Linked DNA regions of Homo sapiens: region 2 is linked to region 1. The links are chromatin loops, found by intact Hi-C in ENCODE. Cell type or tissue: HepG2. All regions are shown on one strand. Region 1 holds the start of C8A (complement C8 alpha chain). Region 2 overlaps C8A (complement C8 alpha chain).

Region 1 (8,000 bases):
AGAATTCAAACCAACAAAGACTCCAAAGCCTATGCATTTTTTAAGCATTCTGAGATGTATTCTGAAGGATTTCTGACAAAAGAGAAATAGGGTAATAAAAATAATTTTCTAAAGGCTTACCATGTACCAGGTTCTGTTATAAGTACTTTATATAAACTTACTAAAGTCCTGACAAGAACTCTAAGAAATATGTATTATCTCCATTTCATAGATGAAACAAAAAATGAAGCTTAGGAAGTTTAAGCAACTGGCGCAACTTCCATAGCCACTACGTGGTGATGCCAGGACTTAATCCCAGATTGATTATACTTCATAGCCCAGACCCAATGCCACCTGAAGTATTGCTAAAGATTAGTTACCCTGAATAACAGTTTCCATATTACATGATTCGCTTTTGAGTCACACCCACTACTCCAATTGTTTTCATTAATTAAAAATTCATGTTTCCTGAATACATATCAATTTTCAGTCTTCTGGACTACTATTAAAAATATTCACATGGCCTTGGCCCAAGATGCTTTGGTAAACATACTCTGATGTCCATAAAAGCAATAAAATAAAAAGGGACATCATGATTGAAACTTCTTTAGGATCAACTGCCTATAGGCCTACTTAGCAAAAAGAAAAACTTTAGAAGCTTAGATAGTTGTCCTCTATGTTTGGGGTCTTCATTCACATTTTTTAAATTCCCCTAAGGAATTCTGCTTTTCATCAATGGAAATATTGGGTTGAAAATTTTGGCCTTCAATTGATGGATAGTAAAATCAACACTCTTAGAAGAATGTAATAAGGGTTAAATTGGCCAGTATTCATAAATGCCTATCTGAGTTATCTTGTTATTGAATACTCCCCTTCTCTCTCTAAGGTTCAGTTTCTTGCTCTGCAACATGAGTGGATTAAGCTAGATACTAAATCCTTCCTAATTCTAAAGACCAACGAAACAGAAATAATGGAATCAGCATACAAGAACATTAAAAGTGTTATTGTAAATATGCTCCAATATTTGAGGAGAATTAAGAGGATAATGAGAAGGGTAGTAGAAGATAGTAGAAGGTACCAAATGAGACATTTAAAGCTGAAAATTATATTAACTGAAATTTAAAATTCACTGGACAGGCTTAACAGCAGATTAAACATTGCAGAACAAAAAATTAATAAATATAGAGTTATAGAAACCAAAATGAAACAGAAAATAAACTGCCAACAACAAAATAAGAAAGAGCATCACTGACCTGTGGGACTTTATCAAGCAGGCTAGCATCTCTGTAATTGGACTATAAGAAAGACAGATGAGAGTGTATGGGGCAGAAAACATATATGAATGAATCATGGCAAAAATTTTCAAATTTGATGAAAACTATAACCCACAGAACCATACCACCTTGGAATTAGAAAAATATAAATCTAAAAGATGGCCCAAAAAAAGAAAAAAATAGAAACAAGGAAGACATGGGACACATAGAAAACAAATTGTAAAATGGTGAACTCAAACCCAAGCATATCAATAATTATATTTGATATAAGTGGTCTAATTACTATAATCAAAAGACAGAGATTGTTAGACTAGCTAAAGCAAGCCTCATCTATGTATGTTCACATGAATTATATTTTTAAATATAGTCATATAAGTTAAAATAAAATAATAGAAAAAGATTTGCCATGCACACACAGATCATAAGAAAGCAAGCATAACTATATGTATTAATAATAAACATAATAGGTTGCAGAACAAGGACCATTGCCAGGGATAATGGAAGCCTTTCATGATAATAAAAGGGTAAATTATCAAGCAGTCAGAATAACTCTAGATGTGTGTGTGTGTGTGTGTGTGTGTGTATTTAATAACAGAGCTTTAAAATACATGGAGCAAAAACTGATAGAACTGTAAGTAGGCAAATCCACAAATACAGTTGGAGATTGCAACATTCTTTTCTCAGTAATCAATAGAACAAGATGAAAACTTGAGTGACATTAACAACCAACTTGACTTAATTGACTTGGAACTACACTGAACAACAGAATAATGCACTTTTTTGAGCATATGGAATATTCACTAAGGTTGATCACACTCTTAGTAAAAAACAAATCCCAATACATTAAAAGAACTGCAATTAAAACTTCTAAGCAAATTAGAAACTTGAAATTAAAAACTTCTAAGCAACACACATAATGAAAGGTGTTATTTGTATAAAATATGTAATAGAGACCCACAGATTTTGAGGCTGAAGATTATAACTTCCTTCCATCACCATTGTTTTAAAATGTTTTTCTCAAATAACACATTTTTAAGATTTTATAATAAGCAACTGTTAAACATGAACTTATAAAATAAATTTGTATAAAATATGTAATAGAGATCCACTGATTTTTAGGCTGAAGATTATAACTTCCTTCCATCACCATTGTTTTAAAATGTTTTTCTCAACAAATTTTTAAGATTTTATAATAAGCAAATGTTAAACATGAACTTATAAAATAAATGTGTACCATTAAAATGTAAAACTATATAATATGTTTTCAATGTTAGGGTTCATGTGAAATTTTATTTTGCAGGGAAAAAGAGTGCTATTACTTAAAAATAAAGTTTAAAATCTCTGACTGATCAGAAAGATCCATGCCAATTGGCATATTATAAATTTGTTTTGTCTGATTATTGTCAACCATCAAGGGAATGGAAATACCAAAAAATAACAATAACAATCACACAGCAGCACTGGTGACAGCTTTCACTGAATGATTACTAGGTAATAGGTAACAGGTATTGATCTAAGTACTTTCATGCATTTAATTTTTGTTCTTACTTTCCTCCCATTGTACAGGTAAGGAAAATGAAGCTTGGAAAAATTAAATAACTTGCCTGAGATCAGACAGCTAGTGAATGTCAGTGCCAGAATTTGAACCTAATAAAATCATTTCACCATGTAGTTTTTCACTTTCAAAGTCAGTGTCAGACACACTGGCATTAGATACAAAGACCTCATGATTTCCTCCTTCAGCACTTTGTAAAGTATTTAATTGGTTCCATTTTGCCTTGACTTGAAATTTGCCCCTTCACTGGTCTGTCTTGTTTGATAAGTTCATCAAACATCAAGACTCTTTGTTCATTTTCAAAAAGGATTACAATGATAAGCTTTTATAATTAAGAATATCTCGGCGGAGATTTCCTTTACACAGTTCTCTTGCCTTTATCTTCTAATTATTACAGATGAATTTTCTGATTTCAAAATTGTATTTCCTTTAAATACAAGTTACAAATTAACTGCTTTTAAAAATGCTTTCCTCCCTTCTGAACTGTTACTTAAAGGAATTCTCACTTGCTCTAGCATTTAAAAGCACTAATGATTCAAAATTGCATCATCTATCAAGAATTAGAATTAAATAATTCTATTTAAAATCTTTAATGTTTGGGAGACAGGGATTGCTTTAAAGCTATCCCGAAGGTGAAATAAAGGACTGCTTAGGCTCCACAAAATACTTAATATTAAGATACCAAAAAAAAAAAACCCATGAAGCAAGCTTGGAAATCTCAAGAAAATAGAATGGGTAAAACACAATGTACATATGAAACTACATCACCTCCCTCTATTATCCCATAGCAAAAGATAAAGTCATTTTTAGAATCAAATGACCCAGCATCTCTATAGTCCTTTGCCTTCCCCACAGTGATTTTGAACACATTATCTAATTTTATCCTCCCCCAAAACTATGAGACAGCACTCTTATGATGCTCTTTTACAGATAAGAAAGTAGGGGTTAAGTTAACTGTTCAGCACCACTCAGGAGAACTGTCATTTATTAAGTGTCTACTATAAGCTGAGTACATTTTATATTCAGGATCTTATTTTATCTACATTAACTCTTATAGAAGAGGTATTATTATTCTCATTTTACAGCTAGGGAAACTAAGGATCAAACCGATGAGATGATTTACCCTGAATTATTCAGCTTCTAAGCATTAGAGCTGTGATTTACACATAGACCAATTTGACTCCAAGTGCACGGTCTTTTCACTGTCCCATCCTCCTCCACAGGAGTAGTAATAACATGAAAAGAGGTTATTTTCCATTCTAACACAGCCTCTGCTGCAAACATAAAAGTGTCTTAGTTCCCCAGCAGGTGATTCCTACGTGCAAGTTTTGCAGAGACATATGGCCCACTTACTGGTTCACCTTCTCCTGTGCAGTTACCCCAGGCTGACAAGTCATCAAAGACAAGATGAAGAAAACAACAGCAAACATCTCAGCCAGAAGCCACCGCACTATATTACCTTGAAGGAATAAAGCTATCTATTCAGGAAATTGGAGTAAAAGATGTCTACAGGCTGGGACCTGTAAGATCTATCTGATGTTGGAAACTCACCCAGATACACATTGATTTGCACAGAACTCACTTGATTCTCTTTCAAATATGGTTAAATAGTAACCAGGGTATTGATTACCTAAATACTCTAAAAGTGTTCCAGGCACCAAAGGCCACTGCCCTTTAGACCTTTTGAAAAACAATATCCGTGTGGTTAAGGAAAGGAAGATATTTAACTAATACCAGCTTAGCAAAGAGGTCTTATTTTCAAAAGGAGGCAAAAACCAAACCAAGATGCAGTTCTAGAATTCCTGGTCTTTTTCAGTGTCTCTTGGAACTTCTGAGGTCAGATCAATCTATTTTGCAAGACTGAAACAAGGCTAATATTGGTATATCAACTCAGACATAAAGCACTCAGAAAAATGTAGGAAATGCTAACCATTACATGAAGGTTCTACTGTACGTTGCCAAACATCTAAATCCTGAAATATATGTGTAATTCAATGGACTTTCCACTTTTCATACAGACATTGGGCATCATTGAGATCCAGGGTATCTGTTTATTGAGGGGGCCAAATGTCTTAAATAGACATCTCCAGAAGCACTCTCTAGAATTATAATGTCAATAAAACCACACATCAGGACTAATGGTGCCATACCTGCCTAAAATCTCTTACTCTTCAAGACATAAATTAAATTAAATTGAGATGGATGGATAGATAGGTAGGTAAATACATAGATGATGGATAGATACACAGACAATAATTTAATGGCTACTATGTGGCAGGCATTTCATATGTCTTATTTAATTTTCATAGCAGGGATATGAGATGGAAATTATTAATTCCATTTAGATGGAATTAATGAAGATGAAGAAATGGAGGCCCAGAGAAAGTAACTAACTTGCCCAAGGTTGTATAGCTGTCTCAATATCCTTGGGAATATTTAGATTCTCTCATTAGCAGGACTGTCCAGTAGTATCATTACTGATCTCAAAGTTAGGAGAAATTTTAATGAATGACTTGTATGCTTAAGAAAATGTGTTTCTGATTTAAATGCGGAGATTTTTTTAAAGGCACCAAATTGTTATCATCTCCCTTTTCTCAGAGATTTTGGTAAACTTGACAGAAGTAAATGTGGATTCTGGGTCCTGGGAAGTCCCCGGAGCCTGTGATTTCTGTGTCTCTCTTTCTCCTACCTCTTTTCATTTTGACTCCTTGGTCCTCTTGGCCTCAGTTCTACCCTACTTTGAAAACCACACTTTCTGTTTGCTCCACAATATTCCAGCGTGACTAGCATTTCATTTTGCTTTCACTGAAGATATGGAGGACAATGGAGGGTATTCTATCTGGACACCCTGGGGCCAGTTCAGGATGGCACATCTGGAGGCCACCTCTTTCTACCAACTTCCATCCTTTCTCATCCGTAGTCAAAGTTCCTGAAACAGATCCACAGAGCCCCCTGGGAAGTGTAGCTCAAGTTCCCCCACTCCTCCCACAGCTTTTCTCATGAGGAGACAACCTCCGCTACAACAGTGTCCTCCACTGGGGGTGATTTTGCCCTCAGGGGATATTTGGCAATGTTCAGAGATATTTATGTTATCACAACTTGGGGAGTTGTGCTACTGGCACCTAGTGCGTAAAGGCCAGGGATGCTGCCACACATCCTACAGTGCCCAGGACAAAAAATTGTCTGGCCCAAAATATCAAGAGTACCTAGGCTGGGAAACACTGCCCCACAGAAAAACTGGTCTGCCTTCCCCTGATCCCTGAAATAAAAGCAATCGGGTCTTCCTTCTTAAAGCAGCTCCTTCTCTAAATGTCTCTGATGTCTTTTCTCCTTACCCAAGCCCTCAATGGCTTTAGGACTCTTCCTTAACCTTTATCACCTCTCCCACCCCACCCCCAGCACGGTCCCTTATACCCCACCATATTCCTCTGTAATATTTTCCTGCCAAGCTTCTCTCCTTCATCCTCACTGTCTTTGATCCATATCAGGGCCTCATCTCTCTGTAACTCTCATTACCCACTCCTAGTGGGCCTCCACTTCTCACTTCAACCCTCCCTCTCTAGCACTGCTGGATTCATCATCAAGGAAACAATCTCTGACAACATCACTGTCCTACTCAGAAAGCTGCAGTGGCTCCCCCATTATCTCTAAGAGTAAAAGTCCAAATTCCTCCATAAATGAGTCCCAGCCCATTTTTGCAGCCTTATCAACCACAACTCTGCAATGATCCCCCACAGCATAGTCTAGGTTCCCTTCACCTTCCTCATGCTTTGCTGCTGCTGTGGCTTTGCTCACACTGGGCCTTCCATCTGAACTATCTTCATCCGTCATCTCCTCCCTTTTTGCCAAGCATCTTCTCAAATGTCAGATCCATCATGGATCTTTTGCTGGTGGCTCCATCTAAAAGGTGTCTGCTTGGAAGCTCAACCTCATAAATGTGCTAGCAGCACTTATAATTTTTGTTTCATATTCTTCTAGGGGAGCAGGGCGTAACTGGAGAATGAACATGTCTTTAGTGTAAGTTCTGTGTCTGATTCTTATTTATAATCATCCATATCACTTAACAATAAAATCTTTAATAGGAAATTGTTGTTGATTGAGTGAATAAGCAAATAAGCAATTAAAAATAGATTACTATTTCAGAATATGATTAGACATATTTTCTCATTTGATTCTCAAAATAATCTCATGAGATTAAAAATCATTATCCTATCCTGGGCAACATGGTGAAACCCTGTCTCCACAAAAAATACAAAAGTTAGCCAAGCATGGTGGCATACACTTGTAGTCCCAGATACTTGGGAGGCTGAGGTGGGAGGATCACCTGAGCTCGGAGGCAGAGGTGGGAGGATCATCAGATCTTGTGAACCAAGATCACGCCACTGTGCTCCTGCCTGGGTGTCAGAGCCAGACCCTAGCTCAAAAAAAAAAAAAAAAAATCGTTATCCTGAAGAGAATCTTGAGAGTCAGACAGATAGCGATTGAGGGGGAAAATGAAACTAAGATGTTTGGAATCCCAAGCCCAGTGCCTGCCACCTTACATGTCTACTTAATCTTCACAGCAACCGTGGAAGGCCAGTAATACTAATGCAGTTTTGAAAATAAGGATATTGAAATTCAGGGTGGTTAAGTAATTTGCCTGCAATCACACAGCAGGCGAGTCTTGGAGTCATGGATTTATAATCCGTCCAACTGCAAAACTTCAGATCTTTTTGGTCTGGTGCAACTGCTAAGTGGTATATCAGGACTAAGGCCTGGGCCTTCCAGCTCCAAGTCTGATGATCTATTATGCTTTAGCAGAGAACGAATATAATTTCTAGGGGACAAAGAAAGCAAAATCATCACAGGATGAAATCAAAGGAGAAAAGCTAATAAGAAATGGGAGTGAGTGGAGTGAGTGTTCAGTGCCTCTATGAGTGAGTGTGTGTGTGCATGTGTGCATGCCTGCACTGGGATGGGGGAGGGGCATCTATCTGCTTTCAGCCCAACTGTTCTAAGATGAATGGGAAATGCCAAAAAATTGTTAGGTTTGCATATGTGGATTCCACCTTAATTGTAGCATTTTGTTATCAAAGATAGATAGTTATAAAATACCACGCAGAACAGACAGGGAGATGGCAATTCATTTTGAAAACACATTGCCTGTCTTAGGGAAACACTTTTCACTATCTAAGTCAGCCTGTGAGTTATGA
Region 2 (8,000 bases), 55 kb before region 1:
TTTCACATGGCCATTGAGCCACATGGCTTCAGCCCCCTCCACCCTGTGCTTCAACCCTTTGTTTTCTGGAGTCAATTGTAATACCTTGGATTTCCCATCCAGACTTCTTTGTTTTTCCCTTTGTGTTTTCTTCATTGCAATAGCCAATTTAGGTTAATGTGTACATTGATTAGGTAGTCCATACATTTTGCCATCATTTTATGTACCATACAAACAGTTTTATGTGCCTGAAAAAGTGGGAGCTTAGGAATTGGAACATGCATACTCTTGGGGCTAAAAGGGAACATAGATGAGAAAGCTAAGCCCCAGAAAGATGTGAACAATTAGTGTCTCACAGTGACTTAGTAAAGTATCTGGGATTCACATCCAAGTCCCCAGACTTCTTCATTTTTAAGCAATGGACTTTTAATGCTTGTTTGATAACTTTCTTCCCTGGTACCAGTTGGTTCATGTTGCAGTTATCTGCATTTAAACCTTCCTTGCCCAAACCTTGTTTTTAGTCATAACTTCTTACACTATAATGACAACTACCTATCTCTTTTAGTGAGTTTAATTGTGTTTCCTCAAAAGATATGTTCAAGGCAAACCCTTGTTACCTGTGAACATGACCTTATTTGGAAATAGGATCTTTGCAGATGAAATCACATTAAAATGAGGTCATGCTGGATTAGGGTGGTCTCAAACCCAGTGACTGGTGGTTCTTATAAGAAGAGAAACAGAGTTATAGAGGGAAGAATGCCACACGAAGACAGAGGCAGAGACTGGAGCGATGCATCTATAAGCCGAGAAATGCCAAGGATTGCTGACAACTACCAAAAGATAGGAGAGGGACTTGAACCACATACTCCCCCAGTCTCTGGCAGGAACCAACCTAGCCAACACACCTGACTTTGGACTTCTAGCTTCCAGAGGTCTGAAACAATACACTTCTGTTGTTATAAGCCACCTAATTTGTGATGATTTGTTATGGTAGCCCTAGGAAACTAGTTTATTCCTCCAGAAATGAATCCTGTTGTCCATATACATCTTGGCGAAAAACAGTTCTCATCTGAGAAAAGGTCTTGATGGCAAGGACAAAGCACAAGAACCACTAAATGTGATGGGTGAGTAACAGAACTCTCAAGGGTGGCTCCTAGGTATTGGCTAGGAGAGCTCCAAAAGGAGGGGCCGGGAACCCCAAAAGTCCTTTTTGCACTGGCCCCTTTGAGCTGGGACAGGCTGGAACTGGGTGGGGATGCACGGACCTTACCTTCTGTCTGTGTTTGCTCACAGGCAGCACCCAAGCTACCCAGGCGGCACTGGCACCTGCAGCTGGTGCCCTCGAGGATGGGCACCCCATTGTTGAAGCAAGGCCCACATCGGCAGGCATTGAATTCCATCAGATACTGGTCCAAGGCGCGGCGCAGGTTCTGGCGCTTGGCCTCCAGAGGCCCCAGGCTTGTGTGCCGCAGCACCTCGTGGATAGGCTGCATCTGTGGGCACAGAAAGAACACAGGGCCCCTCCCTGGGCTCTATCTACCTTCCCAGAGCCCAAGAACCGGCCACCAAGCTTCTGGAAGGCCTGATACATGCCAGGCACAGACACAGACACCCAATTTATCCCACCACCTTGGATCCTCACAGCCATTCTGTGACATAGGTATTAAACTCCTCAGCTCCTAGCAGAAGAAAGGGAGGCTCAGTGTTTAAGTGACTGGCTCAGAAGCACACAATTATTAAGAAATAATAATGAAGATCGGGTTTAGAGAGGGGCAGTTAAAAGTCCCAGCCCACACAGCTAGGACGTGAGGCACATTTACTTAGCTTTTACCATATGACAGGCCTTTCCCCTATATCATCTCCCTTAATCCTCACAGTGATCCTGGAGCAATGTGTGCATTCCTCACAAGAATCACCTACTTAACTCTGAAACCTGTGCACTCCCAATCCCAAGTGGGCTTAGAAGTTATTTGTGCCAACTCATCTGCCCTCTCCACCACATTTAGGAAGCAGGAAAAGTGTGTGTTTTAAATGTCAGCCTTCAATGCAGGAATTAATAAAATCCTTGACAGGTAGTGTTGTTGTCATTGCTGAGCAATTTCCCTAATGGTGTAACTGTGGCAGCTACATGTGGCTGGGTGGGAGTTATTTACAACTGATGCAACCCATTCCAGACATGACCGTAGTTCAGGGTTTTTCAACTTCGGCACTATTGCGTATCAAGTTGGATAATTCTTTACTGGCAGGAGTGGGCTGTCCTTGTATTGTAGGCTGTTTAGCAGAGTCTCTGGCCTCTACCCACTACATGCCAGCAGCCCCCTTCCAGTTGTGAAAACCAAGACTGTCTCCTGACATTGCCAAATATTCCTTGGGGGAAACAATTGCCTCGACTGAGAAGTAGTAGATGAAGCACAAGGAGGATTGAATCTGGAGCCGGAAAACCTGGCTTCAAACCCCAGCTACCCTGCTTCCGACTGTGTGATCTTTGGCACATGACACACGGAGCCTCCTTCCTCATCTGTAAAGGGAGAACAGTCATCACACCCTCCAGGATTATTGTGAGGATTAAGGGAGATGATATAGGGGAAAGACCTGTCACATGGTAAAACTAAGTAAATGTGACTCACTTTCTAGCTATGTGGCCTAACTGCCCCTGTCTAAGTCTGATCCTCATTATCTAGAAAATGGGAATAATACTTAATTCCCAGATTTCTTATGAGGATCTAAAGAAGTACTGAATGTGAGATACTACTGTACAAGGGAAGAATGACAAAAAATAAAGCACCATTTTTGTTAGTTGTATGTGATAATAGTAAAAAAAAAAAAAAAACCCATGTTTTTCAAATTGCATGCATATGTGGTTATCTTCAGCATGCTTATAATGTTATACATGTTAATACTTCATAAAAGGAAGGCACTTCTCCAGATCTCTCATTTTAAGGAGAGGAACCTGAGGCCCCCAAAGGGGAAGTGATTTGCCAAGGTCACAGAGCAAGTCAGCAGTAGGACTGTGCCAGAGCAAGTCAGCAGTAGGACTGAGCCACATTACGGTAGTCGCACTTCCCTGGAAACAGAAGTCAACTGAGGGCACTGGCAATAGCTTTGTCTGAGTTCCTGGAAATGTGTACAGAAAGACCTGTGGCAAACAGACTTTGGCCTGTGGTCAGGGGTTGCGGTTGAGGTCAGCAGGCAGGTAATATCAGGACTGGTAGGGTCCCCAGCCAAGGGGAGAAAACCACTTACTGGAAGTTCAGAGAATTCAGTCCCATTGTTAGGAAGTCAGCGTAGAATAGGCTGCCCTGTTGGCCTTCTCAAAGATGACTGTTAGTTCCAGGGAAAGCCAGGACCATTGAGCAATTTCTCTTTGACTTTCCAGTGGGGCTCTGCATCCAGTTCCCCACCTCAGATCTCTCCCTCCCAGGAACCACAGGAAGAGGGGAAGCCCTCCATAGGGTGGACTGGTGGAGTTAAAAGAGGAGAGAGAGGTGGAGAAGAGGGATCTTGGGACGTTAGAGCTTGAAAAGGTATTGGCAGTGATCTTGTTCCCGTTTTGCAGATGAGAAAAAAGACTCAGAGGTCAAATGATACAATATAGCAACACAAGATAATGCATAATAATATATCACACAACACAACATAACAAAATAACATAACACAAACGTAACATAGCAGGACTCCTACATTCACAAACTCTAAGCACTTGCTATAAATAAGCACTGCTGAACTCTGGGGTATATGCAAGTGAATAACATGCTGTTTCCACTCTGAACATCAGGCTCCAAATAACCCCTACCTGGTCCCCTTGTCTGTAATCTCTCTCTTCTTCAAATCACCCTTTATTTCCCTGTGAGCATTCTCTTTTTAAAACACAGTGCTAGCTGTGTTACTTCCCTGCTATAAAGCCTGCCCGTGGCTTAATGCATTGAGTCCGAACTTCTCAGGGGGCAACATGAGTTGTGAAGAGACTGAGGATGTTAGTGTCAGTCAAACATGACTCGAGTTGGACTCTATCATTTGCCAATTTCGAGATATTGTGCTGAACCTGTTTCTTCAACTGACATTTACCAAGTAACTTCTGATCTCCTGAGTCTTGTGAAATATCTCTATGTGATAGAGCAGGAAACTGAGGCTCAGTGAGGGAAGTAACTTGTCAAAGGTCACACATTGAAAAAGCAGCTGAGCTATGACCTAAATTATGTCTTTCTCCTCCCTCTCACCCAATCCTGCCAAAGCCTGGGCTCTTTCCCAAAAGACTGTAGTGGTCTTCTCCAAATGATGACCCTGAGTCTTCCCAGGGAAGTTTTTCTCAAGGCAAACACCAAGTTCACCTCTTGCCTATGAAAGTTTATGTATTACTCCTGATATCAATTTTACAGTTTTTGCTCAAATCACTAATAGCTTGATGATATCAATTTTCAAACCTTATGTGAATTACAGTTGCATGAAAATGGTCTCTTACTTATTGAAGAAGAAATAAAATCAAGGTTGATCCATCTGACCTGTTTCTTCACAGAAACCAGGGTGTTAGAATAGACTTCTAGGTTTAACTGTAGGCATATGTTTTAAGAGGAGGACTATATCCATATCTGGGATTTTAAATATATGTAGAAAAATAGGCAAGGGTGGGGAGAAAATGGATGAGAAAATGATGATCTTTTGCTTCAAAGTCTGAAATGCAGTCTCTTAAATGGACTACACCACATATGGACAGAAATAGTTTGGCAACTGCTAGAACAATCACTTCCTTTGTGGTTAAAATAGAATTTTTCACACTTTGTGAGGTTAAGCATTTAAGGCAGGGTTTCTCAATTTTGGCAGTATTGACACTTGAGGCCAGATATTTCTTTGCTGTGGGGTCTGTTCTGTGCATGGAAGGATGTTTAGCAGCATCCCAGGCCTCTGCCTCCTGGATGCCAGTAACACCTCCTTGCCCCACTGTGGGTGGTGACAAAAATATCAAAAACATCTCCAGACATTTCCATATTTCCTCTGTGGAGGAAAACTGCCCCTAGTAGCTGAGAGCCACTGCTTTAATGGAGGTGCTAGGATAGAGAGAAGTGAGAACTGGATACGAAGTCCAAAGGTCTGAAATCCAAGCATTGCCACCTCTGAGCTATATGACCTCAAATATTTTCACTTGATTTTTCAGAGCCTGTTTCCTAATCTTTTTAATGGGAGGGAATAGTATCTATGACAGAGGTTCCTCTAATGGAGAGATGAGATAACTGTGGAGGATGGTAGCAAATTGCAGCCTGGGTCCAAGTCCAACCCACAGCTTATTTTTGTATGGCCTTTGAGCCAGGAATGACTTTTATATTTTTAAAGAGATTTGATGAAGAAGAGAAAGAAGAAGAACTAATACTACTACTTTGTGTATTATAGATTGTATGTGTCCCACAAAGCCTGAAATATTTACTATCTGACCTTTTACAGAAAAAGTTTGCCACCCCCTAATTTAGCCCATGTGATTTTTGAAGTGTTTTATGTATAAATAAAAATCATGATTTGCCTAATGTGACCTAATGCTGAGGAACTTCTGGGATGAGCAGTGTAAAACTAGGCACTGACTAGATCATCAGTTTCTGATCCCAGCTGTCCCGTGGCCTGGGTCTGAAGTCATGCACTCCCTGGAGTCAGGCACAAGCAAGGCCACTAGTTCAGTGTGCCATTACATTTAATCTTGTTCTTTGATGGGCTCATAATAAGAAATATGAAATGATCTGGTCTGCTTCACTTTCATTCCTCATGGACGTAGAGTTTCTTCAACTGCGAAAAGACTTACCTCAAAATCGATAACAACAGGATTATACTTTAATGACCTCCCCCAGGAACGGTATGTAATGGTGCTCCTGTTCTGTGCCAAGCCACCGCTCCAGCCAGAACTGCCACCTCGCACCCGAGAAATAATGTCTTCCACAGCCATGGCCTTCCTGGCCCTTTCTGCCATCAAGAGGATAAACTGCATTAACTCATTTCCCAAAAAGCCCAAGGACTGGTTGACAAACCCCACTAATGAGATTTGGAAGAAAGTTTACATGTTTTCCTTAGATGTTTACCATTCTTCTTCTCTTCTTGGTTAGCTAGCAGGACAAGGCAGAAGGGAAGGACCAAGACTCAGAAATAGACCCATCCTCTGGAGTGGAGAAATACTGAGAGGACAGCCCAGACCACATGGAGGATAAGGGGAACAGGAAATGGGTGGTCATTCATTTATTCATTCATTCACTCATTCATTCTTACATCAAATATTTACTCAGTGCCTGCTATATGCCGAATAGGTTCAATCAAATATTATAGGTGCTATAGGTACAACAGATGTTACTATAGGACTCAATGTGGGCACAGTGAAAGAAACTAGTTAGCTATACAGTAGGGGGTGTGGGAGGCAGTCAGAAAGAAAGGTGAGTTGTCTACAAAGGTTAGTGAATATTTGCCAGGTAAATGAAGAGAGGATAGAAAGAGAGAAGAAACAATTTGACTTAAGGCCCTGAGGTACAGGTAACCTAATGCAATAGGAATAGCTTGAACCTGATTAATATCTATTCCACCCACTGCATTATAAACTTCTTCATCATCCCTGTATCCTCTGTGTCTCCCACTTGGGGAAAAAAACTCAATACCTGTTTGATGAATGGATGAGTAAATGAACACATGAACACCCCAACTGACTTGTTCAGGAAATGCCATAAAATATTCCTGTACAATCCCTCTCTAATAATTATTCTTTGAGCTTGGACTCGGTACCATATTCTCTCTCAACAGCCTTATTTCCTCCCTCTGAACTGTAATATGATGGGTCTTCATTCAAACAGCCCATTTTCCAGATTCCTTTCATTCTAGTTCTTACTTGGACCTTTGTCTAACCCTTGAAATCTAGGAGGGTGCCCCGTATAAAGGTAGGTATTTCTAAGGTGATTTTAAGCCCATGGTAGATTCAAAATAAAGCCACTGCAGGTCATTGTTTTGGGGTATTTAGCGTCTATGCAGTCTGATCATTGACTAAAATGCAATCAACTGGGAAAAAAAATAGCTTCCATGTCCCAGTGTGTGTCCAAAGGAAAGCCTGGCTTCTCTTTTTGGGAGATCTATTACTAAACACTTGCCAGTTTTGCCACCTCCAAATTTTTTACAATGGTCTCCTGATAAACCTCCACCAACATTTATTTTGTCTTCATATTGAATGCCCAAGGAGCCTCCAAAACATGTCGTGATATCTCTGCTGGTAATACCTGCAACAGGGAGACAGAGAAACACAAAATGCTGAGTTATTAAAAGACACTTGACATGGTACAACTATGTCAGAGTAGTAAAAGCTAGCTTCAGCTTTGGAGTCCAAAAGGCCTGGGTTGAAAGCCCGGTTCTTTAATCCAATTTCAGTTTTCTCTTCTGCATGGTTCCAACCAAAATAATTCTTGAAATGAGAAGAGATATGTGTTGCACATACTAGTTGGTAAAAAATGCTAGCACTCTTTCCTTTGACCATTCTTTATTGAGCCACCTTGAGGCAATAATTCTATCTCATCCTTCTGCATTTGCCCCCATGCCTACCTCAGTGCCCGGGCCATGATAGGCACCATTACCCTGAACTTTTGCACATATTTGTCCCTACTCTAAATGCCCCTCCTCCTCCCTTTCCATCATCTTTCCAAAGGCTACTCAAGCTTCCATTCAAATGTCATTTACTCCATGAACTATTTTTAGATCTGAATAATTCCCTCTTTTTTCAGAGCTACCGATGTTCTCTGTGCCTGAATGATCATCTTCATCACAATTCTCTTTGTCCAGATCCTCTTTGCGCCCCAGAGAGGCCAAAGTCTTGCTAGAAGATGGATGGATCACCATGGAAAGTTTACCTGCCCTTCAGACTCCGTAAAGACTGTCAGGCCCACGTTAGCCATCTCTGTATTTGTCTACATCTGAGGACCCACTGAGGAACCTGCATTTTGTAGATGAGGAAAATAATTCTCAAAGCAGTAAAGCCACATTGCTATGTAAATAAACAGAGCTGGGTTTCCAACCCT

The links. Peaks named below come from ENCODE experiments on the same cell type or tissue, not always from the same donor. Only the 100,000 strongest peaks of a DNase experiment are listed, where the experiment ranks them.
Region 2: a loop joins it to region 1, with 8 times the contacts of the local background. A loop is called at or near these places in 2 of 110 quality-filtered maps.

Annotation. Positions count from the first base shown.
Region 1 is chr1:56,851,140-56,859,139 of GRCh38, reverse strand. C8A (complement C8 alpha chain) reads right to left here and starts at 4,343. Exons shown (of 11, transcript NM_000562.3): 1 at 4,162-4,343. The coding sequence starts at 4,238. In HepG2, no CTCF peak of the experiment used is centred here; DNase peaks (open chromatin) are centred at 4,429 and 6,459; H3K4me3 peaks cover 2,425 bases.
Region 2 is chr1:56,905,875-56,913,874 of GRCh38, reverse strand. C8A (complement C8 alpha chain) reads right to left here. Exons shown (of 11, transcript NM_000562.3): 8 at 7,083-7,208; 9 at 5,762-5,919; 10 at 1,250-1,472. Among named protein-coding and RNA genes, the nearest start is that of C8A, 55 kb to the right of the region's middle. In HepG2, no CTCF peak of the experiment used is centred here; DNase peaks (open chromatin) are centred at 2,164, 3,154, 4,744, 5,134 and 1 weaker place.